Regions from separate parts of the Mus musculus genome. Here region 2 is linked to region 1. Evidence: chromatin loops called from intact Hi-C (ENCODE). Cell type or tissue: left cerebral cortex. All regions are shown on one strand. Region 1 holds the start of Ppa1 (pyrophosphatase (inorganic) 1). Region 2 overlaps Lrrc20 (leucine rich repeat containing 20).

The links. Peaks named below come from ENCODE experiments on the same cell type or tissue, not always from the same donor. Only the 100,000 strongest peaks of a DNase experiment are listed, where the experiment ranks them.
Region 2: a loop joins it to region 1, with 2.6 times the contacts of the local background. A loop is called at or near these places in 14 of 42 quality-filtered maps.

The regions. Positions count from the first base shown.
Region 1 is chr10:61,647,702-61,650,201 of GRCm38, forward strand. Ppa1 (pyrophosphatase (inorganic) 1) reads left to right here and starts at 920. Exons shown (of 11, transcript NM_026438.4): 1 at 920-1,090. The coding sequence starts at 1,027. In left cerebral cortex, a CTCF peak has its summit at 1,217; DNase peaks (open chromatin) are centred at 899 and 1,445; H3K4me3 peaks cover 1,775 bases; H3K27ac peaks cover 820 bases.
Region 2 is chr10:61,490,805-61,493,304 of GRCm38, forward strand. The region is part of intron 2 of Lrrc20 (leucine rich repeat containing 20); the gene reads left to right. Among named protein-coding and RNA genes, the nearest start is that of D830039M14Rik, 15 kb to the left of the region's middle. In left cerebral cortex, a CTCF peak has its summit at 1,445 (motif pointing right); a DNase peak (open chromatin) is centred at 1,454.

The DNA.
Region 1 (2,500 bases):
TCTCAGAAAGTCAGCGTCCTGAGGTCTGGGGCTACAGGTGTGAGACGCTATATGTGGCTTATAATTAGAGTTGTGATACACAAAGACAGACAGACACACACACACAACCTTATAGGACTGTGAAAGTTCCCAACGTCCACAGCACACTCTGAGGGATACAGCCTGGACTTCAATGGGTGGTGCAATAGAACTAGGAAAACAAGCTCCGAGAAGCTACTCCTGAGAAACGTCCTCAAGGGGTTCTGTGCACACTCCTGGGTCTTCCCAGAGCTTCAATTTCAAGTCCCAGTGGATCTGGAGTGGGGAGAGAAATCTGCGGTATCTGGGGAGTTCAGGAGTAATCAGCTTGAGTCTGGTCCAAGCAGAACCCACCCAACAATTCAGATGAGAAACTGAATCAGGGAGATTAGTAAAAGCAAATTTGTCCATTGCCTACCACTTGGGAAAACATTAGTCACAGCCTATAGTTTTCAGAGCCCAGTCAGCCAAACTCTCAACTTTAATGAAGATGGCCCTGGGCCGGGGGTGGGGGGCTGGTAGCACACTCCCAGCTTCTGGGAGGCAGATGAAGATCTATGAGAAACCCAAACAAGAAAAGACAAGACTGCCTGGGGAACAGGTGGCTTATCAAGGCCTTCCGAGATAAGGAACTGCTCTGCAGGACCTGAGAGAGAGAAATCAAAGGTGAGCGACCCGCAAGCCTCAGGAGAGTAACCAGCGTTCTGTCCCAGCGGAGCCGCCAACCCGCAGTCCGCTTCCAGAGGGCAGCCGGCGCCTGCCACGTGGCCCAGGTTGCGAACCGGGGGCGGGGCGTGAGGAGGCGCGTCGCGCAGAGTGCGCCTGCGCGGGTGGGCGGGGCGGGGCAGGGTACAAGGCGAGCCCCACGCATTAAAGGCACGGCGCCGGCGACCGGCGGGCCAGCTCGTGGTACGCAGGCGCGGGCTTTCTCCTCCGTACAGCGGCTCCGGGTCTGGGCTGTGTGGTTGTGTGGCTGTGCAGCGGCGGCGGCGGTGCATCTCCGACACCATGAGCGGCTTCAGCAGCGAGGAGCGCGCCGCGCCCTTCACCCTCGAGTACCGCGTCTTCCTCAGTGAGTGGCGTGAGGCCGAGGGCCGGGTCGCCCATTCATTCCAGAACGAGCGGGCGGGCGGGCGGACGCGTCCCCTTCCCTCTGGCGGGCGGCGGGACCAGCGAGGGCCGCCATCCCAGTGCCCACCGCGAGCGCTCCCTCCACACATTCGAACTTGGGCCACATGGGGAAAGGAAACCACTGAGTCACCCTTAGAAGGTGCCCGGAGGTGATACCGACCGCCTAAGAGGATTGTCCTCAGGATCGCCGGCTGGAGGACAGAGATTTCCTCAAGACCTTAATTCGGTGCCGAACAGGATCGAGTCCTCCCCGGTGTTGTAAGAGATGGGAAACTGAGGCCCAGGTCTTCCCGGCACTAGCCTTATTGTGGTGAGGCTTCTCTGAAGCCCTGATGGCCGGGAGTGCTTCTAGGAAACCGAAAGCTTTGCCTCCCTAGACAGACAGGTGACGTCTAGCTAAGGACCTGGTGGGAGAACAGCCAGGTTCTTAACCCTGGTGCCGGAACCCACTAGTTACCCCCGCATCCAACCCCTGCCCTGCACTCAGAAAGGCGGAGTCGATCGGCCTTCCACGTGTGTCACCTTTTCCTGATAGGTGCTTGCAAGCTACCTGGGTTTCTCCTGGAAGCCCTTAGCTTGTAGGTATATACATACATTCATGGTGCTAACAGAGGTTTGCGATGCTGTTAGCAAAGGCCCTTCCAGTTTGTAACCTCTTTGTGTTTATTTAGAAGGGATGGGCAGCAATCTCAGGACAGGGCAAACAGACATTCCTGAAAGAATGAACAGAGAGTGCCTAGCAGAAACTTCGCCATGGAAATAGTGTTGGCTTCAGGTTTTTCAGTGTCCTTTAAAGTGACCCTTTGGGTCACTGGGAATTGTCTTCAAGCTATATGTGCAGAATAAACACACTGCTTTTAATGTATTTAATGTATTGGTGGTAAGTATTTGATGGTTGTGGGTAGAGAGCAAAGCCACTCCTTGACTTTGGATTAGGCTGAAGTCTATCAAATGGGCTCTCTGGAACTTAAGAAACACTAAATTTAGTACCACTATGTAATTTAACTAGTTCTCGCTCTTTGCACTTTTTAAAAAGGATAAATTTCTGAGTATTTTTTCCACTTTTTTTTTTTTTTTTTTTTTTTGAGGGTGGTGGTGGGTGAGGCCATAGTGTTTTCCCGTTTAGCTCAGCTTGGTTTTAAACTTGAGATCTCCTGCTTCAACCTCCCAAGTACTAGGATATAGATAGGTTCAGGCATCACACCTGACAGCATCCATTCTTAATAGAAATAATTATTTAAAATAATGTTACATTTTCCAATCTCTTTAAGACAGATAAAAAAAGTCCAGTTTGAGCAGAGGACAACTATGCATACAGCCCTAGACAAAATAAACTTAAAATCCCAGCATT
Region 2 (2,500 bases), 160 kb before region 1:
TGCAGGGGTGAGTGAGGTTTGACTATGCAGGGGTGAGTGAGGTTTGACTATGCAGGGGTGAGCACAGGGGTGAGTGAGGTTTGACTATGCAGGGGTGAGTGAGGTTGACTATGCAGGGGTGATTGAGGTTTGACTATGCAGGGGTGAGCACAGGGGTGAGTGAGGTTTGACTATGCAGGGGTGAGTGAGGTTGACTATGCAGGGGTGAGGTGGTTTGACTGTGGAATGGCCCTTTTCAAGTCAGATCTCTTTAGCACTCAGTGTAGTTTTCAGTTCAGGGGTGAGACAACACCTCTTGTTGCTTTATTTACAGTTCTGTATTGATGACAAATGATGTTGAAAATCTTTTCTTGTGCTTTTTCGCCACCTGTCCATCTCTGATGAAATCTGTGTTCCAAACTTCCACTGTTACCCATTTTAAATAAGTGAGTTTTCTCTAAGTTTTGAAAATATGTCAGTGGTATGTGTGTGTGTGTATTGTATACAGATATATTTGATTTTTTTCCCTCTTGCGGTAGTGTCTGTCTACGTAGCCCTCGCTATTCTGGAACTCAATGAGATCTGTTTGCTTCTGCCTTCTGAGTGCTAGGACTAAAGGCATGTGCCACCCTGCCCAGATCTAGAAAGATACATTCTTTAAAAGTTACATTTAGGGGGGAGGGTATGGGGGACTTTTGGGATAGCATTCTAAATGTAATTGAGGAAAATACGTAATAATAAAAAATATTAAAAAAATAAAATGGAAAGATACATCCCCCCCAAAAAAGTTACATTTATTCTCTATTTATTTATTGGTTGGGGCACATGTATGCCGGAGTAATTATGTCGAGGTCAGAGATCAGCTTCTCTCCTTCCCCCAGGGGTGAATTTAGTTCATCAGGCTTGGTGGCAAGTGCCTTTATCTGCTGAGCCATCTTGCTGGTGCCTCAGCCTCCTCAGTGCTGGGGTCCTATGTGTTCTCTATCATATCTGGCCAGACGTGTTTTGCTAGTTCAGTTTCTGGGCTCTGACTTGTCTTTCAGCCTTCTAACCGTGTCTTTTGAGAGACAGATGTTTGTGATCTCGATGAAGTCCAGTTTATCATTTACCGCACCCCCCCCCCCCCAGCCAAACCCAATTCTGCGGGTCCTCCTCTTGGAACTGTCTGGGAGCTGGGCAAATATGCGTGGGCTCATGGGCCCCATGTCCCTGAAAGTTCAAGGTTCTCTCAAGCAGCACCTGGATGAGAGGCTTGTGCAAGAGTCCCTGCTGCCTTGCGTGTCTGAGATCTGGACAGGTGGGTTGTCCCGGAAGCCTCCAGGTGCGTATAAGCGGTCAAAGTGAGCATGCGTTGGGAGAGGTCAAGCCTCAGGATGGGAGATGAAGGTTAGGGAGAGAAGGGGCGTGGCCTCCCCTTCCCTTTTCCAGGCTCACCTGCTGTTAGCTACTTTTCCCTACACTTACCAGCAGATGGCGCCCTGTCACCAGCCGGCCTGGCCCTTGCTGGGTTTTAGTCCTCCCTGGGCCAGCTCATTTCCTGTATATGTACTTGTCTGACCCCTGTAGGGACCACGTGATCTGGAAACTCGTTGCTTGCTTCCTTCCCTCCCTCTCTTCTCCTCCTCCCTCCCTCCGTCTTTTTAAACTTAATATAATTATTTTTATTTTTATTTTGAGATATGATCCCACTATGTAGACCAGGCTGTCCTGGAACTCCCTATGTAGACCAGGCTGTCCTCGGACTGCACAGAGATGATTCTCCTTCCTCTGCCTCCCAAGTAGACTCCGCCCAGCAGAAACTCCTTTCTTTTTTTTTTTTTCTTTTAAAGATTTATTTATTTATTTATTTATTTATTATATGTAAATACACTGTAGCTATCTTCAGACACCCCAACACCCCAGAAGAGGGCGTCAGACCTCATCACAACAGATGGTTGTAAGCTACCATGTGGTTGCTGGGAATTGGACTCAGGACCTTCAGAAGAGCAGTCAGTGCTCTTAACCGCTGAGCCATCTCTCCAGCCCCAGAAACTACTTAATTTTTTAAAAATATTTTTTATTAGGTATTTTCCTCATTTACATTTCCAATGCTATCCCAAAAGTCCCCCATACCCCCCCCACTCCCCTACCTACCCACTCCCACTTTTTGGCCCTGGCGTTCCCCTGTACTGGGGCATATAAAGTTTGCATGTCCAAATGTCTTTCCAGTGATGGCCAACCTAGGCCATCTTTTGATACATATGCAGCTAGAGTCAAGAGCTCCGGGGTACTGGTTAGTTCATAATGTTGTTCCACCTATAGGGTTGCAGATCCCTTTAGTTCCTTGGGTACTTTCTCTAGCTCCTCCATTGGGGGCCCTGTGATCCATCCAATAGCTGACTGTGAGCATCCACTTCTGTGTTTGCTAGGCCCCGGCGTAGTCTCACGAGAGACAGCTATATCTGGGTCCTTTCAGCAAACGCTTGCTAGTGTGTGCAATGGTGTCATCGTTTGGAGGCTAATTATGGGATGGATCCCTGGA